Regions from separate parts of the Homo sapiens genome. Here region 2 is linked to region 1. Evidence: read pairs that join two places in POLR2A ChIA-PET (ENCODE). Cell type or tissue: A673. All regions are shown on one strand. Each heading gives the region's core, and the rest is flanking DNA. Links, peaks and the distances in the headings are about the cores only. Region 1 overlaps FZD4-DT (FZD4 divergent transcript). Region 2 overlaps PRSS23-AS1 (PRSS23 antisense RNA 1).

Region 1 (15,969 bases), core at 6,294-8,793:
AGTCCTTATTGTGTGTTAGGTATATGCGAAGTGCTGGGGAGAAAAATAATTTTTTTTTTTTTGAGACGGAGTTTCGCTCTTGTTGCCCAGGCTGGAGTGCAATGGAGCAATCCCAGCTCACTACAACCTCCACCTCCCAGGTTCAAGCAATTCTCCTGCCTCAGCCTCCTAAGTAGCTGGGATTACAGGCATGAGCCACCACGCCCGGCTAATTTTGTATTTTTTTAGTAGAGATGGGGTTTCTCCATTATGGTCAGGCTGGTCTTGAACTCACAGCCTCATGTGATCCACCCACTTCGGCCTCCCAAAGTGCTGGAATTACAGGCGTGAGCCACTATGCCCGGCCCCAAAAAATAATTTGTAAAAAGCCTATTCTAGGCGGGGCATGGTGGCTCACACCTGTAATCCCAGCACTTTGGGAGGCCGAGGTGGGTGGATCACAAGGTCAGGAGTTGGAGACCAGCCTTGCCAACATGGTGACACCCTGTCTCTACTAAAAATACAAAAACTTAGCCAGCCATGGTAGCATGTGCCTGTAGGCCCAGTTACTCGGGAGGCTGAGGCAGCAGAGTAGCTTGAACCCGGGAGGCGGAGATTGCAGTGAGCGGAGATCATACCATTGCACTCCAGCCTGGGTGAAAGAGCAAGACTCCGTCTCAAAAATAAATAAATAAATAAATAAATAAAAATAAACTTTTCTAAAGTAGCTCAGGTTATTATAGCCTGCGTTTATATGTAAGGGAAAGAGAACCAAATGGGAAACTGAGGACTAAACTTTGATTTTTTAATCTTGCCCCAATTCCTATCTAAGGAGTCTGGGGAGTCATGCCCTAGAAATCATAAATTCTCATCAGATGGGTTTTATTTAACCCTATATAGCGTGACTTGCTTTCCAACCTGAATCTGGCATAACATTATGAGACAAGGAGGAAAATAAATATATTTTACCCCAGAACATGTTTCTTTGCCATATCTTGAATTGTTCCTGCAAAGCTGTCCTCTGTGGGGAAAATTTGCATCTGTAGAGAATCTCTGTTAACATAGCTAGATCATTTTCTTCCAGGTTCTCCCAATCCTAGAGATTAACTAAAAGTCTAGCACCTTTTGAAGATCTGAATAGGAAACATTTGTCTATTGTCTCTCAGGGCAGCCACTATAAGACTTAAAAGAACCTTGGTCTCCACAATCTTTTATTTTTAACCTGAACATTTTCTTTCTACGATCCCAGGTCTTTAGGTAAACTCAACCAATTGTCAACCAGAAATGTTTAAATTTACCTATAGCCTGGAAGTCCCCCCACCTCCATTCCCACCCCCACCCCCCACCCAACGTGCTTTGAGTTGTCTCACCTTTCTGAACCAAATCAATGTATTTCTTAAATGTATTTGATTGATGTCTCATGCCTCCCTAAAATGTGTAAAACCAAGCTGCTCCCCCCAACAACCTTGGGCACATGTTTTCAGGACCTCCTGAGGCCTGTGTCATGGGCCATCATCACTCATATTTGGCTCAAAATAAATCTCTTCAAATATTTTACAGAGTTTGACTCCACAAAGCAAACACTGAAATGCAGTTTAAAAATAAATAATTGTACTGTGAACCTATTTAGATAGATTCATTAGCTTTCTGTCCTTTTGTACAACTCATTTAAGGGCTGCATTGAATAAAAGGTGGCTGTCTTACGGCTCCTTCACAGATGAGAAAACTCACAAAACTATGATATGGTTAAAAGGACATGAAGTCAGCTTTGAATCAAAACTTGAAATTAGGACTGCCCTCATTCAACTTGTGTCCTTGGGCAAGTTACTTAACTTTTCTGATCCTCCTCATCTGAAACAGGTAACAACAGCTATATGTGGCAGATAATGTCAGTGACCTACTCAGTGACAATGTCCCCTTCTTATCAGAAGCTCTCCCAGTTTTGTTTGGGGGAGGGAAGTGCCTAGCCTAGATGATGGCTCACAAGTGGTTTAAGGCAGGGGTCAGCAAATTTTCCTGAAAAGGGCCAAATAGTAACTATTTTAAACTTCGCAGGCCATTCAGTTTCTGTCACAACTCTGCCATTGTAGTGTGAATACAACCATAGACAATATGTAAATGCATGGGTATAGATATGGTGCAAGAAAACTTTATTTACAAAAACAGGCAGTGGTCCAGACTTGGTTATTGTTTGCCCACCCCTAATCTAACACAACCCTGACAATCCTATCCCTTACTTTCTCTGACTCCTTTGTAACTAAGGGTATCTATGTGAAACATTTGTTGTCAATAATACCTAAGTAGAAGTCTGATGATGGGGTTTCTGGGAAAATTTTTCTTTGCTAACCAAAGGAAGGCTATGTGTGGCCTTATCCTTTTCCCTCAATTCTACCCTTTTTTTTTTTTTTTTTTTTTTAGACAGCCTTACTGTGTCGCCTAGGCTGGAGTGCAGTGGTGCGATCTCAGCTCACTGCAACCTCCGCCTCCTGGGTACAAGCAATTCTTGTGCCTCAGGCAATTCTCGTGCCTCAGGCAATTCTCGTGCCTCAGCCTCCCAAGTAGCTGGGATTACAAATGTACACCATCACCCCTAGGTAATTTTTTTTTTTTTTTTCGAGACACAGTCTCGCTCTGTTGGCCAGGCGGGAATGCAGTAGCATGGTCTCCGCTCACTTCAACTTTCGCCTCCCAGGTTCAAGCGATTCTCCTGCCTCAGCCTCCTGAGTAGCTGGGACTACAGGCGCCCGCCACCACGCCCAGCTAATTTTGGTATTTATAGTAGAGACAGGATTTCACTATGTTGGCCAGGCTGGTCTCGAACTCCTGACCTCGTGATCCACCCATCTCGGCCTCCCAAAGTGCTGGGATTACAGGCATGAGCCACTGAACCCAGCCACACCTCTCTAATTTTTTTTTTTTTTTTGAGACGGAGTCTCGCTCTGTCGACCAAGCTGGAGTGCAGTGGTGTAATCTCGGCTCACTGCAAGCTCCGCCTCCCGGGTTCATGCCATTCTCCTGCCTCAGCCTCCAGAGTAGCTGGGACTACAGGCGCCCACCACCTCGCCTGGCTAATTTTTTTGTATTTTTAGTAGAGACGGGGTTTCACCATGTGAGCCAGCATGGTCTTTGGGAGGTGGGCCTCCCAAAGTTATGGGATTACAGGCGTGAGCCACCGCGCCTGGCACACCTGGCTAATTTTTTTTTTTTTTTTTTCCTGAGACAGGGCCTTGCTCTGTCACCAGGCTGGAGTGCACTGGCGCGATCTTGGCTCACTGCAACCTCCGCCTCCTGGGTTCAAGTCATTCTCTTGCCTCAGCCTCTCGAGTAGCTGGGATTACAGGCGCCCACCACCACGCCTAGCTAATTTTTGTATTTTTAGTGGAGACGAGGTTTCACCATGTTGGCCAGGATGGTCTTGATCACCTAAACTCATGATCCGCCCGCCTCGGCCTCCCAAAATGCTGGGATTACAGGCGTGAGCCACCGCACCCAGCCACACCTGGCTAATTTTTGTATTTTTAGTAGAGACAGTTTTGCCATGTTGGCCAGGCTGGTCTCAAACTCCTGGCCTCATGTGATCCACCCATCTAAGCCTCCCAAAGTGCTGGTATTACAAGCATGGGCCACCGTGCCTGGCCTCTCTCAATTCTGCCTCTAATGTGGATGTGATATCTGGAGCTACTGTAGCCATCTTGCAATTATGAGACATGAACAAAGCTAAATGTTAACTTGCTAAGGATAGTAATGCAGACAGAGATTAGTTTTTCAATGTCGTCACTGAGAAGCTGCATCAATATCAGCACCACCTAGTGGACTACTCCCATAAATTTTAATCCACTGCAGTCAGATTTTCTGCATTTTCCAGCCAGATCTATCACCAAATAATTTTAATATATCACAGGCTTATTGTGAATATTCACTGAAGTTAATATACAAATCATGTGGCATATAGCAGATCCTCAATAAATGATGGTTCTCTTCACATCTCATTTCACAGAAAATTGCTATCATTCCCGTTATGGTGAGTATTAACATTTTGCACAAGCTCCTTTTAAGAATAAGTCCCCCAGCTGGGCCGGGCGCAGTGGCTGATACCTGCAATCCCAGCACTTTGGGAGGCTCATGGATCACAAGGTCAAGAGATTGAGACCATCCTGGACAACGTGGTGAAACCCTGTCTCTGCTAAAACTACAAAAATTAGCTGGGCATGGTGGTGCCTGTAGTCCCAGCTACTTGGGACACTGAGGCAGGAGAATTGCTTGAACCCGGGAGGTGGAGGATGCAGTGAGGCGAGAGTGCACCACTGCACTCCAGCCTGGCAACAGAGCGAGACTCCATCTAAAAAGAAAAAAACAAAGAGTAAGTCCCTCAGCTGGAATATTTTTTAAGGGTTATCTCTAGTTTCACTCTAATTTTAAGTTTATTTATTTATTTTATTATTATTATTATTATTTTGAGTCAGAGTGTCACACTGTGGCCCACCTAGAGTGCAGTGGCATGATCTCGGCTCACTGTAACCTCTGCCTCACAGGTTCAAGGGGTTCTCCTGCCTCAGCCTCCCAAGTAGCTGGGATTACAGGCGCATGGCACCCCACCTGGCTATTTTTTTTTTTTTTTCCGAGACAGAGTCTTGCTCTGTTGCCCAAGCTGGAATGCAGTGGCCTGATCTCGGCTCACTGCAAACTTCGCCTCCTGCGTTCAAGCGATTCTCCTGCCTCAGCCTCCCAAGTAGCTGGGATTACAGGCCTGCGCCACCATGCCCAGCTAATTTTTGTATTTTTAGTAGAGACGGGGTTTCACCACGTTGGCCAGGCTGGTCTCGAACTCCTGACCTTGTAATCCGCCTGCCTTGGCCTCCCAAAGTGTTGGGATTACAGGTGTGAGCCACCACACCTGGCCTGATTTTAAGTTTCTAAGACCTCAGAAAGACTAGGAAAGGGAAGGAATAGAAATAATTCTAGTTTAGCAGGAGCCTGAGTATGAAAAGATCAGAGGTGATCGTCAAGCAAATTGGAGATAACACACTCTCTCTAGTAACTACTAATGAAAGTCTCCTTCTGCATTCCCTTTCTGGGTTGCTTGCCATGGTTTCTCATGCCTGCCTAAGACTGACTTCAGGCGTGAAGATAAATGTATGTATGTATATGTACTTACTAATGCAAAAAAGGATTATACCATTAAATCAACTACTGTCAAATTACCACATTTCATCACATATAGGCTATAATTATGGCAAGTCTAAGCTAATCTTTTTTTCCTGCTTCCCACAATAATCTAGCTTCGTCTACTTCCCTACTACTTATATACTAATATATACTTATATACTAATGTATATGCCAACATATACATAATAAACTGAATTTTTGAAGGGATATTTTCATGAACATATTATAGAAATAACCATTTGGGGGCCACTTTAATTAGCCTCAGTAAGATTTAAGCTACCTATTGCAAAAAAAAATTATATTGTGTGTCTGGAAAATGTTTTTAAAATTCACCTAATGTTTGAACTATTGATTCATTAGTTCTCTAAGAAGAATATTTTCTCTTCATGTAAATTGGTGGACGGACAGATAGGCGGGCCATTAGAAATAGGAAAGGATAATGTGAACAATGAGCAGCAGTGATTGGCTGTCTCTTTGTCTTGGCCTGGCTTTGTGAGAATTATTCAAATTCTCTGTTGCAGCTATTCAGATCTGCTGCTGTAATGTGAAAGCAGCCACAAACGATATGAAAGGAAATGCACATGGATGTGTTTCAGTAAAATCTACTTTAAAAAATCAGGTGGTGCTCCAGATTTGCTTCATGGTCATAGTTTTCCCGTCGTTTCACTGGACTATACACACTGGGATATAGTCCGGGAGGGCCTCTTGGAATAACAACAGCCATTCTGCTACCAGCCTGAGGATGGAGAAAGATAGGTACAGATAAAGAAAAGAGCTGGTTCCTTCACAGAAGCTTCTAATCCTGATGCATCTAGAACTCACCCTCACTTTGTGCTTCTTATCTTGGGAGATATGAGATTTCCTCTTCATTTACATCTGTTGGGCTTTTCTTTTACTTGTAGCCAAGGGCACCCTTGCTGCCATATGTCCCTAAGAGGAAATACTCTCGCTTGTCTATTTCCTCACTTGCTTGCCGTGGAATGGTAAATGTACTAAAGGCTGGTAGCAGTAGGATAAAAAAGGAAGAAAATAAATGCCTCCTTACTGCAGACTTCCTGGAGCAAGGATTCATTTGAATTTAGTAAACTTGAAAATCCTTCTAGAATTGCGACACTGTGGAATACTCTGAACTATCACTGATCAGCTACAGTAGTGTTTAAAGAGGTTTAAAGATGATTTGGAAAGATGCGGATATTTTATTGCACCTTGCCATGATTATTTATAAAAAAAACAAGAGAGAAACTGTCCTCAGCCATGTTTAGTTTCTATTATATTTCTTTGGCAGTCCTAGGCTATGATTGTTCCTATTTTTGCTTTATGAATGTAATAACCTCTAAAATGCCTCCTAGTATGCCTATTAGATCTTGTTCCCTTGTTTAGTGGACTAACTTCCCTGAGCCATTCATCTGTACTTTCATTTGTCTCTTATCGCTTCATGTGTAAAAATTTTATCTCTACCAATTTAGACAGAAACTCTTTTATAGCAGGAAACATTTCATAGATCTCACAGAATTGGGCACTTAACAGATATCCAACATACACATTATTAACTGAATTTTTTTTTTTTCGAGATGGAGTCTTGCTGTGTTGCCCAGGCTGGAGTACAGTGGCGTGATCTCAGCTCACTGCAACCTCTACCTCCCAGGCTCAAGCAATTCTCCTGCCTCAGCCTCCCAAGGAACTGGGATTACAGGCACATGCCACCACACCTGGCTAATTTTTGTATCTGTAGTAGAGATAGGGTTTCACCATGTTAGCCAGGCTGGTCTCAAACTCTTGACCTCAAGTGATCCGCCCACCTTGGCCTCCCAAAGTGTTGGGATTACAGGCGTGAGCCACCATGCCTGGCCTTAACTGAATTTTTGAAGGGGTATTTTCATGAACATATTATAGAAATAACAGTTTGGGGCCATTTTAATCAGCCTCAGTCTGATTTAAGCTACCTATTGCAAAAAAATTATATTGTGTGTCTGGAAAATGTTTTAAAAATTAACCTAATGTTTGAATTATTGATTCATTAGTTCTCTAAGGAGAATATTTTCTTTACATTGAAACTTGTACAGTATGAACCTGTGCCATGGAAACCCATTCTAGCATGCAGTTGTTACAATCAACAAACCACAACATATACAGATTTACTTACTTTCTTTTTTTGAAATACACAAAACATTCATTGTTATGTATAAATATCAGAGATTGGCCTGTAACTTTGAGGCAGTTTTCAAACACAGTTGGGCAAAATCATAAAAGTAGTAGGGAAGGCTGGGTGCAATGACTTACACCTGTAATCCCTGAACCTTGGGAGGCCCAAGCGGGTCAATCACTTGAGGTCAGGAGTTTGAGACCAGCCTGGCCAACGTGGTGAAACCCTGTCTCTACTAAAAATACAAAAATTAGCTGGGCATGACGGCACACACCTGTAATCCCAGCTATTTGGGAGGCTGAGGCAGGAGAATCACTTGAATCTGGGAGGTGGAGGCTGCAGTGAGCCAAGATCGTGCACTCCGCCTGGACAACAAGCTGTGACTCGGTCTCGAAAAAAAAAAAAAAAAAAGTAGTAGAGAAGTAGACAAAACTAGATTATTGTGGGAAGCAGGAAAAAAAAGATTAGTCTAGTTTAGACTTGCCTTAATTATAGTCTATATGTGATGAAATGTGGTAATTTGACACTAGTTGATTTAATGGTATAATCCTTTTTTGCACTAGTAAATCACCACAAATTGCCTTTTATACAAATTATGTTACAAGAAGTATAATTCTATTTGAGAGATTGCTTAAACAAAGGGGGTGGAATTTTAAAGGTGGGCTTTAAAAAGCAGAAACTTTCTTTTCCTCTTAAAAACTGGAATTCCTACAGACTCTAAGCGTCTTTTTAGAAAAAAATACAGGTGTATTTTCCTAGAAACTAAAAACTATGCATAACCCCAAAAGTCCAAAGATAATCACTGCACACATTTTGGAGCAGTTCCTTCTAGTTTTTCGTTCTCTCTCTCTCTTTCATGGAAAAAGACAGATTTATTTTAATATCTATGGTTAGATCATATTGTACATCATAAACATTTTCCCAGATCAGTAAGAACTTTTTGTTAAGTTTTGTGCATTATCTTTTATTTTAGTCATTTTTCAGTATATTATATCCTCCCTCTCCATTTTAGTTTAAAAGATAAACTCATGGTATGTAAAGAGATTTTTCAAGTAAAAATCATTCATAATCCTATTATTCTAGTATAACTATTTCCATTTTTCCTACTCTTTCCCTTTCAGAGCTAATGCTATTACACGACAAATATGCCTCAATTTAACCACGGAATTCTTTTTTCAGAGAGCACCTTATGATGGTGGTTCATGAAATGTTGATCCTAGATCAGCAGGAGCAGCAGCATCATCACTTAGGAATTTGTTAAAATGCAAATTCTCAGGCTCCTACTGAATCCAGAAACCGGGGAGGGAGGAGAGACAGAAATGTGTGTGTGTGTGTGTGTGTGTGTGTGTACAAGCTATGAAGCAATTCTGACACACATTGAAGTTTGAGAACTATTGTCTTATGGAATCAACAATTTGCAGATCATTCTTTGGGAAGCAGTCTGCAAAAGTGCCTTTCTGACCAGTCTCTATATTTCCTGGAAGGTTTTAGATAAAAACCGCTGGCTGCCTCTATTCCCTCAAGGGTAGAATAAGGATATATTAGCTACCTTCCAAGATAAGGATTAAATACAATAATTAGTAAAAGTGTTCTGTAAACTATAAGTAGTGAAATGGTATATAGATAGAGTTATTGTAATGGTGACCCTGAGTCTAAGCTGACAGACTTATATTACTAAGCTCTGGGGAAAGCCAAGTGGAATGTGGACACAGATGGTTCTTAACTTTCACACAGTCAACTTTTATACAGCCCGATTTTCACACATTACACATGCCACCCCTAAAATGCCTTTCCAACACCAAATCTGGAATTTCATACACTTGCAGTTTAATGAGCAATTTGAGGTATCCCATGGCTGCACCACCTGCCAGCCCACAGCCCTACTTTGGCAGGGCCACATCTTTTTCTGTTCAGCAGTTTTTGTCCATATTTTATTGCATCTTGCCATGATTATTTATAAAGAAAACAGGAGAGAAACTGTCCTCAGTCATGTTTAGTTTCTATTACATTTCTTTGGCAGTCTTAGGCTATGATTGTTCCTATTTTTATGAACATGATAGCCTCTCAAATATCTCCTAGTACACAAATTAGTATTTCTTGCAAGTTCACTGCTCTCTGAGACATCTCTGCTTCCTCTGGTCAGTTTGTCCTTTCTCCTTCTTAATCTTGATGTCTGTCTGGTGATCGCTAGTTGTCTGTTTGGATTTTAGGTATCTGGCATGGGCTTCCTCTGCAGCTACTCAGACTTGTTTTTCCCAACAGGTCTCTCCCCTAAAAGAAAGTGTGGCTGTGGCTGTGTGTAAGTGGATGGGGCTTGATCAAAAGATGTCACTTTAGGGAGCATGGGCATGGGGCAGACAAGCAGGCTGAAGACCCTTTGCCTTCCCTACCTCATTACTAGAATAAGTAGGGTTTTACTTTGGCATGGGAAGACTTCAATACATTTTTTTCCTAAGCAAAGATAACATAGTTTTTATTTCTCCTGGGTCTATTTTGGAAGTGTCTATTTGTCTTTCTCAGCTCTCTATCCCCATACAACATTATCCCTCCAAATAGGAAGTTTACATTATTTGGAGGGGTAGTCTCTTGGGGTTTTAACCCAGGGTCCAGGGCTGCTGCGGCTGCTGGCTACTCAGTGGTGGTGGTAATGGGGGATCCGGGACATGACTGGCTTTGCTGCTCCCGGATGCAGGTCTGTAATTAATTATCCTGACACTTGTCTCAGGACCCCCTTCTGCTTTTGACTTGTAGTCACCCTGACTCTGAGCTATCGATCTCTCTAGAACAGTAGCTCTCTAAGTATAGTGCCTGAACTAGCAGCATCAGCAGCACCTCGGAACTTGTTAAAAAGGCAAATTGTTTATCCAGAATAATGCTGATAAACATTTGGTTGTTTCTAGATTTTTGACTATTATAAGTAACGCTTCTGTGAACATTCTTACACAGATGTTTTTATGAATATTATCTTTTCATTTCGTAAATTCCTAAAAGTAGAATTGCAGGACAAACTCAATCTAATCCAATCCCAAAATTCTACATAATTATGATCCACTGATGGTACAGTGTTATGAATTTATTGTTTTTATGGTTGCCAGATAAAATATAGCATGTCCAAAATAGTGCATTTGGGACATACTTATACTAAACAATTGTCTGTTGTCTATCTGAATTCGAATTTAACTGAGCGTGTCCAGTATTGTTTTAATTTTTGCTAAGTCTGTCAACCCTAAATCTTTTTAAAATTTTCATTTATGTTAATTTAAGGGCTTTGGAGGGTGGGAAAAGCAAGATTGACTTGCATAATCATTTCATCACCTCGATCCAAGAAAGAAATTTGGTAAAGGCTGATAAGCCATTTCAGTTAGCATCATAATTTATTGATCAGTCCACTCATTTCCCTGCAAAATACCTTGCCCAAGCCAGTGAAACATCACCATCAGAAAGTCCTCCTTCCTAACACTAAATCAATGTCTTATGTCAACAAAATGTCACATAAGTTGGCTAACAGCCAGAATTTGAGGTAAGAAATTACTTTAGGTCAGTAATTTTATTGTCTGTATTCAATGTTTGTCTTTTGAACATTTTTAATAATCACATATATATTGTATAAGACTCGGGTTTCTATTTTTAATTCAAGATTAAAATATTTATAATATATAATAGGGAATTTATATTATTTTTAGCTCTTGGGGATAAAATTCCTCACATAACATGTGAAGTTATTGCTTGATTTTTATATATTACACTTTTCATTTATATTTTCAGGGCCTCATTAAACAGAAAAATAGAACTGCCTCCAAAAAGATGTAATGGGAAGAAAAAAATTTAGGTGTAACCATTATACCCTTGAGTTAGAAAAATAAATATCTACGTATTTTATTAGCTTTCTAGCAAGTTTATATCAATCTTGTTACCCTATCGTAAGTTTTTACTGGATAAACTATCCCAGTAAAGTTAGTTCTCTTTTAGCAGTTATGGACGTTATGATGAGATTATTATACATTCTGTCTTATGAGTATTTTGGACTTCCACTTCTTCATCCTGTAATTTTTAAAATGTGGGCTCCTTGTACTCCACTGCTTTGGTACTCCACTGCTTTGGTACAATCTCTTGTGGTGAGTTGGTGGAAGGACACCACCCTGGCCCTGAGGTTCCTGGCAGAACATTATTCTGGTGGGGCTGTGGTTGCTATTGAGTTATTGCTGAGGAATCATGTCCAAAGCTTATCCTCAGTTTGGGTTTTGCCTATGCATTAAATATTAGTGGTTTTATTCCCTTCACAGTTCCCATTTGAATAATAATAATAAAAAAAAACTGTTGTGAAACAGGATTTCCAGAGGTGGTAGAAAAAGCTCCAGGTCCAATGAAGCTCAGATTGCTTTGCATACAGTGGATTCACTCCTGTTTTATTCAATCATTTTTGAGAGGTGAGAGGAATTTTGCCTCTAGATGGTTTTTCATATCTGGTAGAAACATTAATGATGATAATAATTAGCACTTACCACGCACAAACTTAAGTATTACTTCAAGCACTTAATATGTATTTCTTGCTTATAAGAGTCATTATTGGCTGGGTGCGGTGGCTCACGCCTGTAACCCCAGCACTTTGGGAGGCCGAGGCAGGCAGATCATGAGGTCAGGAGTTCGAGATCAGCCTGACCAACATGATGAAACCCCGTCTCTACTAAAAATACAAAAATTAGCCGGGCGTGGTGATGCACGCCAGTCATCCCAGCTACTCAGGAGGCTGAGGCAGGAGAATAGCTTGAACCAGGGAGGCGGAGGTTGCAGTGAGCCGAGACTGCGCTACTGTGCTCCAGCCTGGGCGACAGAGTGAGACTCTGTCTCAAAAAAAAAAAAAAAAAGAGTCATTATCATAATCAGTAGAATTTATAAAGCTCCATATATAAGCTGGGTCATTTGCATACATTATTTTAATCTTTACAATGCTTTAGAGAAGTATTTAGAGATCAGGAAATGAGGCACTGACAAGTTAAGAAACATGTCCGAGATTATACGCTGGGGCGCGGTGGCTCACGCCTGTAATCTCAGCACTTTGGGAGGCTGAGGTGGACGGATCACTTGAGGTCAGGAGTTCGAGACCAGCCTGGCCAACATGGTGAAACCCCATCTCTACTAAAAATACAAAAATTAGCCGGATGTGGTGGCACATGTCTGTAATCCCAGTTACTTGGGAGGCGGAGGCAGGAGAATCGCTTGAACCTGCAGAGGAGGCAGTTGCAGTGAGCCGAGATGCTGCCACCGCACTCCAGCCTGGGCGACAGAGTAAGACCGTCTCAAAATAAATAAATAAATAAAAATTATACAGGTAGTAAATCACAGAATGGGTATTTAAACCCAGATTCCCAAACCCTTTTCATGTAACACGGTTGACTCAGTTTGCATACTTAAAAAACACTTGGCCACTTATCTTTTTTTTTTTTTTTTTGAGATGGAGTTTTGCTCTTGTTGCCCAGGTTGGAGTACAATGGCGTGATCTCGGCTCTCCACAACCTCCGCCTCCTGGGTTCAAGCGATTCTCCTGCCTCACCCTCCCTAGTAGCTGGGATTACAGGCATGTGCCACCACACCCAGCTAATTTAGTATTTCTAGTAGAGACGGGGTTTCTCCATATTGGTCAGGCTGGTCTCAAACTCCCGACCTCAGGTGATCTGCCCGCCTTGGCCTCCCAAAGTGCTGGGATTACAGGCATAAGCCACCGCGCCTGGCCGGCCACTTATCATTTTATTTTACTTTGACAAGATACTATTAACTCAATTTAAAAGGTAAGGAAAATTAGACACAAAGAGGTTAAATGGCTTGCCCAGTCTCACACATTAAAGGAGAATTTTCCTGAAACCCCTACTTTCTGGCCATTGATGTAATACCTTTTCAGCTATTTATGCATCCTATGACTGGATGAAGTCACATTAAGAGGACATAGTGTTGTAGAAAAACACCAGGTTCTTGTCACACGACCAGGAAAATTTAGGCACACAGACACAATTGTAGTGTGAGTAGGGCAGGGTTTATTGGCTGAAAAGGAAAAAACGAAAAAGGAACTCTGAGCAAAGTGAGATAGAGTCCTACTAACAGATCTCCCACCTCATAGACCGATTCCCAGGTCACCACACAGGAACTGAAGAGGCCAGGCTCCTTCCCCTGCAAATGGCAGGAACTTTCCCTGGCTCCACTCACCTCCCCCAGTGCGCAGGTGGGCATTATTCAGAGAGAATCAATCGGGAAACGGTACGCTTCATCCGGGACCATCAGTCTGGTTTTTCAGCCTTCAGACTTTTAGGCTTGGAGGTGGGGTTTCACTGGGGATGCTTGGCTGCCTCCTGTCTCTATCTATAGTTTTAAATCCTTGAACTCAAAGCAAACCTTAAGAAGGCCATCATCCTTGAATTCTTAGTTCCCACATTATTCATTGTTTATACCTAGTTGTGGTGAGGAAAGAGGCAGTTGTTAGATTTCCAAGAATCCAGAAATCCTCAGTGAGTGCCAGCAAACGCTGATCTTCAAAGATAGATGGTCTTCAACAGTTTTACCTTTCAAACCACACTTCCCAATAAAAATTATCCTCCACAGAAAGTCCAAAGTAAGCTCCAGGCCTGGATCCCAGTCCCCAGGTTCTAGGAGAGGGTGTCACCCCACAACACATGGGAAATGTGGCCAGTCATTTAGCTTCTCCATCTCCATCAAGTTGCCTTTGATGGCAAAGCCAGATGGGCTTCTCTGGGTACCACTTGACTTCCTGCTTACCTTATGGGGCCCTCCTCTTCTTTTAACCTTCCTCTTTCATTAGTTCCCTGCACAAATGCTTCTCCTTGCCAAGAAGACACATTGACGCAAATGATCAGATAAATATGCTAATAATTTTTCTTGGCAAATCAACTCCATGTCACCTCAGGACTCTACACACTTTCTTCCAACTACTTGACAGCCCTATCCACTTACAATCACAGAGTTCTTAAAACCCAGGTGCAGGTTGAGCCCAGATTCTAATTTCAAATCTCTGTTGGCTCGCACTTGGGATATGTTCTGTCTTCCGTCTCCAGCTGGCCCGCTGTTGTGCCCTTTCCTCTGGAACGAAGACTTCTCCACATTCATCTCCACATTCCTCACACTTGGACTAGTGGAATTTATAGCTTGCTAACTCAGCCTTGCCCCAGAGAGCAAGCAAAAGGGAATTGAGTTCAGGGCCTGCCTGCTGGCCAGGGAATAGAATAGGCAAAGCTCCAACTTTTGACCTTTGTGCCCAATTTTTCCTTCCTTGCCTTGCCCTCCATCCCCATTTTAAAGGTCTCTGCTTAACTTTCTCAGCACCCAGCGCTTATTACTGCCTGGTTAAGGCCCAGCAAGAAAACCCTCAAGTTTGTGAAATCAGAATTTTTTCCCTGCCTCAAGAAGAAAGTCCAGTAGAGACAATTTTTTGAAACATGCACTACCTGTTTTAGACCCCTATGGTGGCATTAGGTAAAGCAATCCTATAAAATTTACCGTGAAATTGGGTGAACTTCTACTCCATTGTACTAAAAGGTAAGGTAGATGCCCATAAGAGTTCATATGACTTCTAAGAGTTCCAGGAAGCAACTTAAAGAGAGGACATCATCAAATCAGTGCCCCTTCAGTCTTTTCCTGTTTTACTGAAAGCAAGAGACACCTGGACTCATTTACTCATTCATTCTACAAACATCAATGAGCTCCTGCTCTGGGCCAAGTATGAGTTATGTGCTGATGTATACCATGTAAATACAAAATAACACAATTCCCTGCCTTCAAAAAGTTTGAAGAGGGATTCAAGATTCATGTTCCATTTCCAGTGGCTTGACCTGTCCTGTCCAACTGCTGAAGGCTGGAAAAATATTGCCCCTCTCCTCCTGCTTCATCTCCCATCTCACATGGTAGTGGGTGGAAATAGAGACAGACCAGGTGCAAATTCCCCTTCCCTCCTAGTGTTCATCATTTTGTAACCTCTAGTCATCTTGGTCTCTTTGTCTATAAAATAGTAGGTAATATTTAATGTGTACTTTGCAAGGTTTCTGATAATTAGAAATAATTAGGCTGGTGCAGTGGCTCATGCCTATAATCCCAGCACTTTGGAAGGCTGAGGCAGGCAGATCACTTGAGGTCAGGAGTTCGAGACCAGCCTGGACAATATGGTGAAACCCTGTGTCTACTAAATATACAAAAATTATCTGGGTGTGGTGGCAGGTGCCTGTAATCCCAGCTACTTAGGAGGCTGAGGCAGGAGAATTGCTTGAGCTGGGAGGCGGAGGTTGCAGTGAGCTGAGATTGCATCACTGCACTCCAGCCTGGGCAATAGAGTGAGACTGTTTCAAAAAAAAAAAAAAAAAATATATATATATATATACACATATATATATATAATATAATAATTATTATTATTTAGGTAAAGTATCTGGCACACAATAATTGATAATAAGAGCTATTATAATAAATGGAATGAGATACAGGAGTTGTCCAATAAGTAACAGCTATTAATATGGTAGTTCTTTGTCTTCAATCCACAACTCAAAGGGCTGATGTGTCAAGGTGAGGGTTAATGGATGTGGAGGATTATTTTCCCTGGCCGCTTTCTCATCCTCTATTGTGCAAGCCCTGTTTGTGCAAGCCTTTCTGTTCTATCCTAAGGAGGTCAGGGTGTGTCTACTCCT
Region 2 (15,969 bases), core at 8,474-10,973, 92 kb after region 1:
CAGGGAGCAAGCCTTTCTCAGTGCGGAGAGCTAGGATAAACTTTTGCTTAGAAAGGGGTACATTAATGACAAAGGATCACAGCATTATGGGAGGATACTACACACCTGTTCTTCAGGGAGTACTCTGGACATCCCTGTTCTTTCCCCACATGGCAGGTGTCTTTTCAGGTGCTCCCAACCACACTACCCTGAATTCCCATATCCGGGTTGCCCTCTATGCCAGCCTCTCCTCTTAGCCTTGAATTTAGCTTTGTTGCTTAAGGCAAGTCACTTCCCTCTCCGGGTATGTTTCTTCTTCTGAAAATGGATGCAGTTGAACTAGATGAGAGCCAGGTGGCTTCAATTGATGTGCGGTGGCCCTCTGCCCTGCTTACTTTCATCTCCACCACTCCAAGGTGGCTCACAAACACGAATCCTCAGCCCCTTGGATTGGGTTCAGGGGAGTGCTATCAGGAACCCATGGGAGAGACAGGAATGTTTTCAGAAACCTCAGCCTGTCCTCTTTTTACTGAAATAGGGGCCCTTGTTGATGGTAGTCACTGCCCATGCTGTTTAGCCTAAGGAAGGTGACAGTGGGTGGGCCACCTCAGGCCATATGGAGGAAGGCCTGGCACAGAAACACAAGGCCAGGCAGGCTGTGGCTAGCCTGAATTTAGCTGTAGCCTCAGAATCAGGGGACTTGGGCTTGACAGCTGACATTACATGGTGCACAACTCTGGTTAAGTCACTTAACTTAAATCTTATCCCCTCATCTGTAGATGGCTTGAAGACCAAATTAAGGAGCTCCTTCAACAAATACATTAAAAAAAAAAAAAAGAAAAAGATAAGCCATAAGGCACATACGAATCACTTGGGAATCTTGATAAAATGCAAATTTTGGTTTGGTAGATCTGGAGTGGGGCTAAAAATTCTGCATTTCTAACGAGCTCCAGGGTGAACCTAGCTGATATTGCTGCTGCTTGAGTGGGCCACACTCTGATGAACAAGGATAGAAACCATTACAATAGTTGAAAATGAAAATAACAATGAATTATATAAACCCCACCCCCCTCACACCACTTTCACGTCTGATATTTTTCAGTTAACCTAAAAATGTTTATTATTACCTAATAAACATTTTCCATGTTTCTACAGATTATATGGACCGCAAAGTTTCTGTAATTACTATTATGGAGTAGCTACACAGTATCCCATAGTGTTGAACTAGCATCATTTATCCAATTGCTTCCCTCACACTGGACCAGTGAGTCCTAGGAAGTGGCTGCAAGGAAGCAGCAGGTTTCTGGGACAGCCCAAGGGCATTTCTTATTTCCTCCTGTTCCTCCCTGGGATCAATCTGTAGGAGTAAACTGACTGAAGACTGTGAACACCTTCATGAACTCCTGTGACTTTGGACTTGTTTTCCAAAAGGCCAAAATTATAGATATGTACATATTTTGATTATTAAAAATATGTGTTTCCTTGTACATTGTTGGTGAGAATGCAAAATGGTGAAGCTGCTATGGAAAGCAGTATGGAGTTTCCTTAAAAAATTAAAAATAGAATTACCATGTGATCCAATCAATAATCCCACTTCTGGGTATTTATTAAAAAGAATTGAAATCAGGATCTTGCACTCCCATGTTCATTGCAGCATTATTCACAATAGCTGACATGTGGAAACAACCTAAATGTCTGTAGATAAAGAAAATGTGTCATATACATACAATGGGATATTTTTCAGCCTTAAAAAGGAAGGAAATCCTGCCATATGCAACAACATGAATGAATCTTGAGGACATTATGCTAAGTGACATAAGCCAGTCACAGGACAACTACTGCGTGATTCCCACTGACGAGGAATCTGAAATAGTCAAACTTGTAGGAGCAGAGAATAGATGGTGGTTGCAGGCACTGGGGGTAGGGAAAAATAGAGCTGCTATTCAACTGGGTATAAAGTTTCAGTTATGCAGCTGGATAAGTTCTAGAGAACTGCTCTACAACATTGCACTTACAGTTAAAACGACGGCACTATGCACTTGAAAATTTGTTAAGGCCAGCGTGGTGGCTCACACCTGAAATCCCAGCATTTTGGGAGGTTAAGGCAGGCGGATCACTTCAGCCCAAGAGCTTGAGACCAGCCTGGGCAACACAGAGGGACTCTGTCTCTACGAAAAATACAAAAATTATCTGGGCGTGGTGGTGTACACCTGCAGTCTCAGCTACTCGGGAGGCTAAGATGGGGGGACTGCTAGAGCCCAAGAGGCTGCAGGGAGCCATGATGGCACAGTGTGCTCTAGCCTGGGTGACAGAGTGATACCCTGTCTCAAAAAAACACAAAAAATTGTTAAGAGGATAGATCTCATGTTAAGTGCTCTTACCACAATTTTAAAAAAGTTCCCTATAGAAAAGTATTTTTAAAATGACAATTTCCCTAACACCACTGCTAACATTTTGATTGAAAAAAAAATCATTAATTTGTTCAATAAACATTTATCATACACTTAGAATGTGCCAGGTTCAGTGTTATGCATGAGGATGCTACAGCGAACAGTTTTTCTTTCTAGGCATATGTCCAACATTATCCATCAGTCAATCTATATAACAAAAAGTAGATACAATACAAAAATATACATGTACGTATATACACTACAAGATGTTTTTATTCATGTTTTATGTGAATAGCAAGACCAAAAAAATCATTAATTGGGCCCAGTTTAGGCCAGCAATGGTATTCTGTCCCCTGGATGTACACAAATAAAAACAACGCAGCTCATTCCTTTTAAGCATCTTAAAGTATACCAAAGTTTGTTAACAGCCAGGTATGCACACGACAGAGAATGAGTTCCCTGACATCAGCCGGAATCTATCACCGGGTAAAATGGATGGAAACCTCTCCCTGCTACTTACTGCTTATTGCTGTTCAGGCACTGTTTAATTTCTCGGTGCCTTAATTTGTACAGAGATACAAATGCCATCTCTGGTTGTGGCTGAGAAGAATGAATGAAATAACGTACCTAAAATGTTCACAGGGCCTAGCATATGGCAAGCGCTCCCTAAATAGACATTGCTTTTGTTGTCATTAGTGCTAGTGATAGAGGACCTTGGGTTTGGGCCTCATTGTGCCACTAACCAGCAGTGTTATTTTGGGCAGCAGTGCTGTCCCTGGACCTCAGCTCTACCTCTGGGAAATGCAGGGTATGGAGGAAACTGGTAGTTCAGCATTTGGAGATTCGTGGCAAACTATCAGGCACAACTCCTTGAAATCTTCCGGAGTTGGCGAGGCACTGCGGGGCTGATTAGATGGGGGGCAACCTCGCGGTCCCAGCTACAACCTCGCCGAGCCAGCCTCCAGCCCCTAAGGTGCGCCGGGGTGGCGCAGGGGCGGGCAGCTGGGCGAAAGCGAGTACCAGGCGGAGGGCGCAGCCTCAGGGGGATCCTGGGCGAAGAGCTGAGGGTGGCGCTGGTGGGGGCCTTTGAGAGGCCGCAGCCGAGCCCATGGCTTAGGGTTTCGATGAAAACAATAGCTGCGAGGTTTGGTTTCCTGGGCACAAGGGTGGAGAAGGCCCGGGAACCCTTCCCTTTCCAATCCCGGTGTGGCCTTCTGACTGGCAGACAATATTAGAGGTATTAGCTTTCCTCTTGCCCCCGCCCCCCGGCCCCGCCAGGCCCTGGCCCTTCCTGCAAGGCAATAGTGCGCCTGAGAAATCCCTGTGGTGCCTTGTTCTCTCTACAAAGGCAATGAATTCTCAGCACAATTTGGCTTGGAGTAGGCTCTCAAGATAATTGTTGAATGAATGAATGAATGAGTGAATGAGTGAATGAATGTCATCAGTGGGGATGGGCCTAGGGCACCAGCAAGATCAGGAGATCTCATCTTTCATCCTCACCTTCTTTGTTCACTCCATTTGTTCACATCTGTACAGAATTTTCACCGTTGTGTTGGTCACAGCGGGTTGGTGCAAAGGGGTCATGTTTTCAGGTAAGAGCAGCATTGCATAGTGAGCAGAAACCCCAGATGAGTGGGACTTCTCTGAGTTCTGTGTCCACACCTTGGGGACTCAGACGTCTATTCCTGCCTTCTATTAAGCTTGACAGCAAACTCAGCAGATGTAAATATTGACACCTTCTGGAAAAGTGTGAAGGTATTTGTTAAAGAAAACCTTAAAGAAAGGGAGGCAGACATTGTGAGACTTTTTATGCCTTTCAGGGTAGCTTCAGGACTTCTGGATGGTTTAATATGCTTCAACTCAGCATATGACCTAATGATTCATTTCTTAGAAGTTGAATCTGAAAGGAGTGAGGTTTTTAGCTGGCATTTTATTTTGTGTCTGCTTGTGGCGGGAAATAACAGATTCATATATGACTCTCCACCTCCTGAAGAGGCTAGAGCAAGAGTATCAATGATGTGCCGTAGGAAGAGCACCATACGTTTGAATGGTGCCTTATCACTGTCCTGGGCTTTCACATGCTTTATCATGCTTAAAACCCATAGCCCTGTGGAATAGCCAGAAAGAGATTATTATTCCAATTTTCCAGCATTGTTACTTCAGTTATTGAATAGCCACTATGTGCTGAATATTAGAGGTACAAAGAGAAGGAAGGCCTATCTCTGCCTTTAGCGCACAGTCTAGTGAAAGAGAAAGATATGCACATGGATCATTTCGGTATGACATGTTACCTGATAGGGTAGATCAAGCCCAACATCTGTTTTTGAAAATAAATGGGTTTTTTTGTTTTTGTTTTGTTGCTGTTTTGAGACAGGGTCTAACTCTGTCCCCCAGACTGAAGTACAGTGGTATAACCATAGCTCACTGCAGCCTCTAACACTCAGGCTCAAAGGATCTTCCCATCTCAGCCTCCCAAGTAGCTGGGACTACAGGCATGCACCACCAGGCCCTGCTAATTAAAACTTTTTTTTTTTTTTTGGTGGAAATGGATCTCAATATGTTGCTCAGGCTAGTCTTAAACTTTTGGCCTCAAGCAATCCTCCTGCCTCAGACTCCCAAGATTCTGGGATTACAGGCATGAGCCACCATATCTGGCCCAGTGGTAAAGTTTTACTGGGACACAGCTTTACTCATTTATTTATATGTTGTCCACAGATGCTTTTGTGCTACAATGGCAGAGTTTAGTGTAATAGTTGTGACAGAGGCTATCCGGCCTACAGAGCCTAAAGTATTGACTATTGAACATTTATAGAAAAAGTTTGCTAGCCCATAGAATAGAGGAATAATGCTCAGGTGGGCGGGTATTTAGAGTTGGGGTACATAGCACCACCTGGGAGTTGAGAAAGGCTTCCTGGGAAAGGCACTGCTTGAGCTAGAAGCTGAAGGGTAAGACTTGTGGGAGTTAGAAGGATAAGATGGGTACTCCAGGCAAAGGAAAGCCAAGGGACTAAACTGCTAGAACCACAAGCAGTTCATGATTACTAGGATACAACATGCAAGATGGGGACGGAAGCAGATGAGGAAATCAGTCTCGACTTGGGTGATTTGCTGGAGGTGATGTGTCTAGGTGGGGCAGGACTAAAATCCAGGTTTTCTAACTGGCAGCCCTATGTGCTTATCACAACAGCAAGGACAGCAAATACACAGCACCCATGTTGTCATTCCTTCAACCTGGGTCCACAGTGGCCAGTGCTAAGTGAGCACAGAAGTCTTTTCTGCAGCTTTATTTGTACTCCAGGTGACTGTTTGTAGAGTGAGTGTGCATGTTCAGACCTATATGCTATCCCTGATTTACCTCATTCCAGCCATAGTGAGAAGGTTTTAGATTTATTTTTCTCTGAAGCTATTAGAAAAAGCCTTCAGAAGCAAAAGCTATCAATTCAAGCAGCCCTATTTCAGCACATTCTAAATTATTGCTTACCCTGCCTATGCCAGGTCATACACCAGGTGGTTTACACACTTTATCTATCTTAATCCTCACTTCAAGATCATGAGGGAGGTAGAATAAATAAGTCACTTACCCAGGGGTCTGGAAGTAAGCATTTTAATTGTTCAAAAAGATTTTAAAAGATTATATGTAGTCCGGGAGTGGTGGCTCATGTCTGTAATCCCAGCACTTTGGGAGGCCGAGGCAGGTGGATCATGAGGTCAGGAGATCAAGACCATCCTGGCTAACACAGTGAAACCCCAACTCTACTAAAAATACAAAAAAATTAGCCAGGAGTGGTGGTGGGCACCTGTAGTCCCAGCTACTCAGGAGGCTGAGGCAGGAGAATGGCATGAACCCAGGAGGTGGAGGTTGCAGTGAGCCGAGATCACACCACTGCACTCGAGCCTGGGCAACAGAGCGAGACTCCGTCTCAAAAAAAAAAAAAAAAAAAGATTGTATGTTAAAAATTACAATACTTAAGGAACAACTTGGTGTTGTGGTACTGTATAGGGCTGGGTTGTAAATGACCAGTGGGCATGCCAGAGGCTCAGCCCATACATCGCTAGTGGGGTATGAACCATTATGCATGATTGCAGTGACCTTGTGACCTGTAGCTTGTAAAACAGAAGCTGGGATGATTATTGTTTGTTTATATTTTGCTGGATATCATATTTTTTATACCTTTTAACTGTGATTGTGGAAATTGACACTAGACATCCATCCCTTAATCCATGTAGTAGGTAAGAACATACAGATAAACACAGGGCAGTGGGGAGGGGAAAGAAAAAAGAAAGGTAGGAAGGAAAGAAGGAAGAAATATATCCAGAAGATGCAAGACCTGGATCAAATGGTAGCAGGAAAAGTTCTTTTGAAGATATCTAAGTGTTGGAAATATCATTCATCCAGGACAGGTAAGGTCCTGGACATTCCAGTGAGCAATTTCCCTCTGTGCTGTTATTTTTCATATTTTGGAGAGAACACTAAGGCCTGAAGAGGTTAGATAGCTTGCCCATGCTACTTAGTGGTAGACTCAGAATTTCCACACTGGCCTTCCAGAGTCCACAATCCAAGATCTTAACTACGATTATATTCATCTTTGATCCTTGGGAAGAAGGGAAGACATTTTCAATTCAGGCTTGAAAACATAAAGTAGCTGAATGAAGCAGTGTGGAATTAGCAGAGAGCAGAAAAAGTAAGCACCAGTCTGTGTCTTGATATCATGTTGTTTACATCTTGCTTTGGATTTTTTTAAACTGTCTTTCTAGAAAAAACATAGGTAGTAGCATCATGTACACTAATCTTTTCTCCTCAGTTATCCACATCTGGAAGTAGTTTGATAGCTAGATGTATGATATCATGCCTGTTAGCTGTTATCTGGTGGCAGCTCACCAATTATCCAATTTCTAGGGCATCTCTCTTTAAAATCTGTTTCAGAAGTCTTGGTCTGACAGAAAGCCAGGTACACCTGAAGTGGCCGAAGCTTGGGTGAGGACCCTTATCTAGGTCATCCAAAGATAAGAATGAGATAAGCTGAATAACAGGTCTTAAGAAAGAAAAAAATTAAGTACCAATGCCTAGTCCAAGGATAGAGAAGACTCCAGCTGGGAGATATTGCCAAAGGTCAGAAGACATGCTGAGTCTAAATAGAGCAGTAGAAATTGGGAGCAAATAGATAAGGTTTTAGGGGAGGGGTTGTAGAGAATGTCCCTATAGTTTCTGAGCACAGGTGGCTCAGTTTATAAGTACATAATCTTCCTAAATGAATATTCTAAGGGTCAACTTTATTTCAGTGAAAGAAAACTCCACAAATTGCTTAGACACACTCCCATCTATCCATCATCTATGTAGACATTCAGTAGACATGAATTGACAATCTACTCTGTGCTCAGCACCATTCTAGGCTCCAGGTAAGCAAAGATGAGCAACACCCAGTTTCTACCTTGAAGGATCACCCATGCCTGGTTCAGTAGAGACAGAGACATGAGTTTCCTTTTTATCTATTTTCCCCCAGAAGTACCCTGGTTTTCATAAATGACCATGGCTTGACATGCCATTATGATAATAATGTATAATTAGTGGAAAACCAAAGGAATGACTGGAAATTGTCTTTAGTTATGGGAACAGCTGGGCTTCTCAGGATAACGCTGGAAAATACTATACTATGTGAGCAAGGTCTGTAGGGTCCGGGTTTCTCTGGAGGTACAGCTAATTCCCTTCCAAATGCCAGCTTTAAATTCTGACATTTTGGCATTTATGTGAATGACTGTATGACTATATATGTAGGTGATCGGCCCTCTCAAGAGACTTTGAATTAGAGGCTTTCTGGTTTTGATAAATGCACCTTCTTTTCCTCAAAGTCCTTTATAACTTTTTAGACCAGTGACCTCCCTTCTTAGCATCTCCTTGGCTAGAAGCAGAAGACAGTCAACCTACCATTTTGACTGTAATTCAATTTGGTTTCAGGCACTTTTAATAATTTGGTATTCTGTTATGAGATGAGGTATACAGGCCACCTCTACTCTTTCAGTTCCGACAGCAGGAATAGAAAAGATGGTAGTTTTGTTCAAGCCAGCCATTCATTTATTCTCTAAACATTTATCATGCCCTCTGCTGGGACAAGAGCTGTTTTCGGTTCTTGGTATATAATGTAGATAAAATAGGTGCATATTGGTCAATGTCCCCATGAGGTTTACTCTCCATCAGGTGTAGGGTGTCAGACATTTGGCAAATAACCTCACAAATAACAAAGTGTTAATAAGGAAAAGACTAGGCTGTTATGAATGTACAATAGTGGTGGGCCTAATTTGGATTGGGAGACAGGGAAGACCTCTTTAAGAAAGAGATGATAAGCCGGGTATGGTTGCTCATGCCTGTAATCCCAGCACTTTGGGAGGCTGAGGTGGGCGGACCACCTGAGGTTAGGAGTTCGAGACCAGCCTGGCCAACATGGTGAAACCCCATCTCTACTAAAAATACAAAAGTTAGCTAGGTGTGGTGGTGGGTGCCTGTAGTCCTAGCTACTTGGGAGGTTGAGGCAGGAGAATCGCTTGAACCTGGGAGGCAGAGGTTGCAGTGAGCCGAGATCGCATCACTGCACTCCAGCCTGGGCGACAGAGCGAGACTCCGTCTCAAAAAAAAAAAAAAAAAAAAAGAGAGAGAGATAATAATGCTGAAATTTGAAGGAGTGGGTACTAGCCAGGCAGAGTCTGAGAAAGAGATTCCAGGGAGAGGGAGCAGCATATGTGTAGACTCTGAGCTGAAAAGAAGAGGATGCCGCCTATATACTGTCAGAGGCAAACACAGGTGTGACATAGTCATGGTGGGGAAGAGTGGCACAAAATGAGCGTGGTGAGGTGGCTCAGAGCCAGACCATGCAGGGCCCTGTAGCACCTGGTAAAGAATGTGGATTTCATTCTGAGTACAGTGGGAAGTCACAGGCAGGTGGCAAGCAGAAAAGTAGTATGATCTGCTTACATTACAAAATATCTCTGAATTCTGTGTGCAGAATGGATCAGATATGCATTTAAGAAAAGCAGTACACAGCCTGAGTCATCAAATGCATATTGCAAGGTGGGCACAGAGCCTGAGCATACGGGCACATGCAAGCCGCTTCCTCCTCCTGCCTCCCTGTACCAAATGTCCCGCCTGGGAGGCAGAATGCAGTTTACAGACCTTGAAACCAAGTGCAAAGTGTCTACAATTAGAGGAGAGGAAAGCATTGAGGAGGAAATAATAAATCAAGTATTGAAGATCTCAACAACTTAGAGAACAAGATACCAGTCTTAAGTGAAAAGAACACATTTGGCATTAAGTATCTCAGGAAACATGTCCTTCAGGTCCATTGACTCAGAAACATCTCTATTTTCAAAGAGGCATTTAGTCAGCTCCTTCCCTCATCTAACTCAATTTCCTACTTCCCTCCATCATAGACCATGCGTTCTTTGGTTATCAGATTTGCCTTTGGATTTTTTTTTTTAAAGACAACTAAAAACATCTTTTAAAAATCTAGCCTTTTCAGTGTCACTTGTCACTTATGTGTTTCTCTTCCCAATTTACTTCATGGCTGAGGCCTCCCTTGGGGTAGTATTTTTTTTTTTTTTAAGAAATGGGGTCTCGCGGCCGGACTTGGTGGCTCATGCCTGTAATCCCAGCACTTTGGGAGGCCGAGGCAGGTGGATCACGAGGTCAGGCGATCGAGACCATCCTGGCTAACATGGTGAAACCCTGTCTCTACTGAAAAATAGAAAAAAATTAGCCAGGCATGGTGGCGGGCATCTGTAGTCCCAGCTACTTGGGAGGCTTAGGCAAGAGAATGGTGTGAACCTGGGAGGCAGAGCTTGCAGTGAGCCAAGATCGTGCCACTGCACGCCAGCCTGGGTGACAGAGCGAGACTCTGTCTCAAAAAAAAAAAAAAGAAACGGGGTCTCACTTTGTTGCCCAGGCTGGAGTACAGTAGCATGATCTCAACTCACTGCTGCCTCAACCTCCCAGTCTCAGGTGATCCTCTCGCCTCTGCCCCCCAAGTAGCTGGGACTACAGGTGCGAGCTGCCATACCTGGCTAATTTTTGTATGTTTTGTAGAGATGGGGTTTTGCCATATTGCCCAGGCTGGTCTCAAACTCCTTAGCTTATGCAATCTGCCCCCTTCAGCCTCCCAAAGTTCTGGTATTACAGGTGTGAGAAGCCACGCCTGGCCAGGGTAGTATTTTTTTCTTGACTTGTGAAGACTTAGCTTGATTCTCCCCTAGCAGTGCACCATGAGTGGGGTGTGGGGTTGGGGAAGGGATCAGCACAGGAATGCATGCTGGCCAGGCCAGGGTTTGTTGAAGCAGGTGGGGTTTGAAGGTTGTGGGACAAATACTTCCCAACTTTACCCTATGAACATGGTGGCAGGTCAGCTGAGACTTGCACATACACTTTGTCTTCTGGGTGTGCCTGGAAGTAGAGTGATGCCCTGGAACCTGCATGACCTAGTGCTCAGAATACCTGGGCTTGGTTTCTGATCACTACCTAGTCCAGTAACTCTGTGCCACAAACAAATTAACATAGATGAGTGCCCATGACTACCAGACAATATATGTAAGTGCTTCTGGGCACCCAGAGAGGTGTGCCTTGTTTTCTCCATGTAGAGGCCAGGAAATGAAGGTTCAGAGAAGAGATATGCACACCGCATGCAATTCCCTCTGCCTGGAAAGCCTCTGCTCACCCCATCACCCTCTGCTGATGGAGTCAGTTTCTTTGTGTGGTCTCAGCACACTTATCACATCTTCAGTGTGACACATATTTTATTCACAAGACATATGTCCCAAGGACAGGGACCCATGAAGGAACAACAGCAGAGAACTGTAGCTCTGAAAGGTGCTCCGCTTCATTTGTCCTTTCCCCAGACAATGAGGAAAGTGACAAATAGCTATGGTCATAATGGAATTCTCAAAGAGACTCCTTCCTTATTGACTACATTCAACAGAAAATGAGTCCTTGGCATTCTGATCCTCAACAAAAAATATCAACATTAATATTTAGCATCCTTATATATCAAATAGACTCTAATGGGTTATGGGAGCTTTCTGAAATACTTTTTATACTATATTTATTGAAGGAAATAAATAAGTTATAATAATTCACTTGTCCCATCTGGTTCAGTTTTAGGGGCCTTCTTCACTATGATTGTTTCTAAAATCCATGGAAATAGAGGTGAAAACCCTTCTCCTCCTCACTGCACTATTGACATTATAAACACTGACCTAGATTATAACCATTAGGTTCTCATCGAAATGAAATATCTGCCCTGGGGTTTAAATTCCTAAACTTACTGTGTAAGATGAGCCTCCAATTAAAGATTTCTAATAAGAAAATCAGAGATTTGGTGTTAAAACATCCTCAAGTAATCTGTGGGGAATGTTACTTTTAAAATGAGAGCACTTACTAGCATCTGATTCGAAGTAGAGTCTAGATCTATCTATCTTCTCCAGGGAGAGCTCCTTGAGGACAAGGAATTTGCCTCTTTCATGTTATTTGGCACAGTTTTTAGCCCATAAGAGGCTCTCAATAAATACTGGTTAAACAGAAATAAGAAAAAGGAGATGCTGAGCGCAAAGAGCAAGGTAAAACCATTCTGCTCTTTTTCTTCTTTGAAGATGATGATGGCAAGAGTTACCATAAACTGGTCAGGTGTGGTGGCTCACACCATAATCCCAGCAACCAAAGCCCAGGGCAGGAGGATCACTTGAGGCCAGGAGTTTGAAACTAGCCTGGGCAACAGCAAGACCCAGTATTTATAACAAACAAACAAAAAAAAACTAGCCAGGGGTGCATGCTTATAATTCTAGCCACTCAGGAGGCTGAGGCAGGAGGATTACTTGAGCCCAGTAGTTTGAGGCTGCAGTGAGATATGATTATGCCACTGCACTCCAACCTGAGTGACAGAGCAAGACTTTGTATCTCAATTAAATAAGTAAATAAATAAAGAGTTACTATAAACTGAGTTGTTTACTATGTGCCAGGCACTGTGTCAAGTACTTTATGTTGGCCAGGCATGGTGGCTCACTCCTGTAATTCCAGCACGTTGAGAGTAGGCCAAGTTGGGAGGATTGCTTGAGGCCAGGAGTTTCAGACCAGCCTGGGCAATATAGTGAGGCCCTGTCTCTGTCTAAGAAATTTAAAATAAAAAAAGCACTTTATGTGCAACAGTTCTTTTAACTCTTTAATTCTATAAGGAATCCATTTTTCCTTTAAGTAGATGAGGGCCCAGGGCCATTAACTAAAGTATCCAAGGTTACCTGACTTAGAGGTGATTTTCCAAGATCTCAATTCAGGTCTCTCTACATATTTTTAAACATTGCATTGCCTTTCCAAATGAACCAATATTTATTAGCCATTTTATGCAAATAATTGGGCCATGTATTTAAAAAATCATTTCTTATGTTCTTATTTCAGCTGGTTTGCAAAGCGGCCCTGCTGGGGCTTGTATAGGGTAAATGATGGGCTGAAGTTAAAGATATACATATGTATAAGATGTATAGGATGGCGTTTTGTTAACCCTGGAAAGTTAAAGAGAATTAGAAGTTTTCAATGTAACATTTCCAGGCAGGAAAGTGTTAGCATGTTATGAAGAATTTCCCTTCCTCTGAGCCATTGGGCTTTTGCCAAGGCTTCAGGGTAGACGCTGCATTAGTGGAAGATGAATTTGATCCAAGAAGACATCTTCTCAATCCTTGTGTAAGATTAGTCTGAGTAGGAATCACTTGGTAACAATTTGAAATGGAGTTCGTTAGATAAACAGAAAAACATAGCTTTGTCTGGGTTGAGCCCAGAAATGGGTGACAGATGTTAATGATGAGTGACTGAACAGATGTTTGGGGGAGAATTACAAAAAGGGTTTCTATCATGCAGGATCTAAACCTTAACCTTCCTGGCTGATGCTGAAAGAGAGCTTGTATGAAACACGTTCTTACAAAACTATTTGGTGGATCGTGACAAAGACGAATGACTGGGTACTATAATTTAAAATGGAAAATAAGGTAAATGGGAGTCCTTGTTTATGTGCATGTGTATATGTGTGTTTTTTTTTTTTTACAAAGGTCAATGCTATATTAAAGAATTGGAAAGTTGAATAAGTCATTCCATTCTGCTTCCCTATCTTTTCCACCCCTCCCCTCCAAACTGGTAGGAATGAGCAGTATTTGATACTGTACCTTAAGGCTCAACAAATTATTAAAATACTATCACATATATACATCCTGAAATATCTGCCCTGTAATTACATTTGGAAAATAAAATTTCCTGTGCAAACTTAATTGGTAGTTTTAGTTGGGGTCTCTGAGACTTACTTCAAGTTTTAAGGAGTTTAAAAAGACCCCCATTTCAAAATAAATAAGAGACAAAGGCAGATTTTCAAAGTTGTACAGCTACTGCCATAAGCCTGTCCCCACTGTGAAGTGAGTACACTTCACAGAAAGATGAACAGTTAGTTGTGTTATACAAATTATATACTTCCTGATAATTTGACTGAAATTTTGGATGGACTGATCAGATGCATTTGTTAATTCATCTTCATATCTGGCCGTAATTGACATGAATTTGACTTACCTTCTGCTAATTATAGCTGTGGCTACACAATAGTGCAAAACACCTGGTTAAAAAAGGTGAATACAGGCCAGGCACGGTGGTTCACACCTGTAGTCCCGGCACTTTGGGCAGCCAAAGTGGGCCGATCACTTGAGCCCAGGAGTTCGAGAGCAGCCTGGGCAACATGGTGAAACCCCATCTCTATAGAAAATATAAAAATTAGCTGGGCATGGTAGTATGTGCTTGTGGTCCCAGCTACTTAGGAGGCTGAGGTGGGAGGATCACTTGAGCCCAAGAGGTCAAGGCTGCAGTGAGCCAAGATCACATCACTGTACTCCAGCCTGGGCAAGAGTGAGACCCTATCTCAAAAAAAAAAAAAAAAAAAAAAGGATAAAATAAAGGATAAATACAGTAAAAAATCCAGATATTCTCAGTTTAGTATTCTAATATTAATGAATGCCACTGAATTTATGATAGACATTGTGTATACAATAGGCTCATATGTCATCATAACCTTGCAAGCTGGATTTATTATCCTCATTTAGTGAAGGTGAAAGCAGAAGCCCAGAGAAGTTAAGTGACTCACAGAAGTTCACATATGTCAGTGAGTAGCAGGACCAGGATCTGTACCTTGGTCTGTGGTATTCAAAATTTGTCTCACTTTCTAATATGCCATACTGTCCTGGGTAGAATAGATGTTTAATTATTTGATTAAATCCTTATATTTGATTAAATCTTTATATGTTACTGTATATCAAAATGGAATAGGACTTAAAAGCCAGAATTCTCAAACTCATGATCTGAAGTCTCACTGTAATGTCATCAAAGAAAGAGTACTGGTAACTCTCTGTGTTATTGAAAGGGGAGGAAAAATACTAGATCCTTTCTTTGGCTTTGTCCTGAAGACAGCTCAATAGAGAGGAAGGTAATAACTGAATAAAATGTCACCTTTGGGCAGGGCAGTGTACTAGAAGCTATGAGCATTAAAAACATAAATGAGATACCTTAGAGCCTACAGAAGAGATAAGACATATACACAAATAGTGATAAGGAAGAAGGGCATACATCAAGGGACATGAGAGTTTAGGGGAGAAAGAGATTTTAGCTATGGTGATTAGGCAAGGCTGCATAGAGGGGATGGCATCTGCACTGTGAGCTTTGAAGATAAAGACAACGACCGGTAAAGGTTAGTCCTTTCTTCAGCTTGATTTTCCCTTCCTGTTCCTACTACCTCTCCTTCCCTACATTGCCAGACATGAAGGTGTCACCCTAGAAATGGAGAAGCAATAAGATGGAAGGCACTGGTCCCTTGACACTGGGAGCTGCCATGGGAGTTCTAGAATACTTACTCTCATGTGATTATATAAGAGAGTGCCAGGAAAAATTGCAAAGGGTCTTGAAATGGGCAACAAAAAGATTCTTGGGTGCCCTGAGTAGCTTACCCAGCCAGGTTACCTCTAACATTCATTGTCTTTGAAATATTTTACAACTCTGTAAGTTGTAGAGAACTGCTAGCAGGGCAAAGATGATTTCTTTTCCATATGCAAACAAATTCTGGCTGGGCACAGTGGCTCATGCCTGTAATCTCAGCACTTTGAGAGGCCAAGGCGGGCAGATCACTTGAGGTCAGGAGTTTGAGACCAGCTTGGACAACATGGTGAAACCTCATCTCAAAAATACAAAAATTAGCCAGGCGTGGTGGCACATGTCTGTAATCCCAGCTACTTGGGACGCTGAGGCAGGAGAATTGCTTGAATCCAGGAGGCGGAGGTTGCAGTGAGCCAAGATTGTGCCACTGCACTCCAGCCTGGGCGACAGAGTGAGATTCCATCTCAAAAACAAAAACAAAAACAAACAAACAAAAACGGAAGACAAATTCTGTCCAGTGAATTGATTCCCCCCTTTACTCCCACTCTATTTCTGCCCCTTGGAAAAAGCCAGTTTTACATCTATTTGTAAATTCACTTCAGTATTCCTGATTGACCTCTATAAGTGGGGTACTTTAAATTCTCCTTTGAGCTGATAGTAATATCTTACTGGTTC

The links. Peaks named below come from ENCODE experiments on the same cell type or tissue, not always from the same donor. Only the 100,000 strongest peaks of a DNase experiment are listed, where the experiment ranks them.
Region 2: POLR2A ChIA-PET joins it to region 1 with 6 read pairs; 2 of 35 experiments call an interaction of 5 or more read pairs at or near these places.

The regions. Positions count from the first base shown.
Region 1 is chr11:86,983,322-86,999,290 of GRCh38, reverse strand. The region is part of intron 2 of FZD4-DT (FZD4 divergent transcript); the gene reads right to left. Among named protein-coding and RNA genes, the nearest start is that of FZD4-DT, 36 kb to the right of the region's middle. In A673, for the core only: no CTCF peak of the experiment used is centred there; DNase peaks (open chromatin) are centred at 7,780 and 8,540; H3K4me3 peaks cover 1,054 bases; H3K27ac peaks cover 2,500 bases.
Region 2 is chr11:86,893,823-86,909,791 of GRCh38, reverse strand. It overlaps PRSS23-AS1 (PRSS23 antisense RNA 1), which reads left to right. Exons shown (of 4, transcript NR_187135.1): 3 at 13,252-13,379. It also overlaps a transcript of PRSS23 not described here. Among named protein-coding and RNA genes, the nearest start is that of PRSS23-AS1, 37 kb to the left of the region's middle. RefSeq lists a silencer at 13,099-13,299. In A673, for the core only: no CTCF peak of the experiment used is centred there; a DNase peak (open chromatin) is centred at 9,661.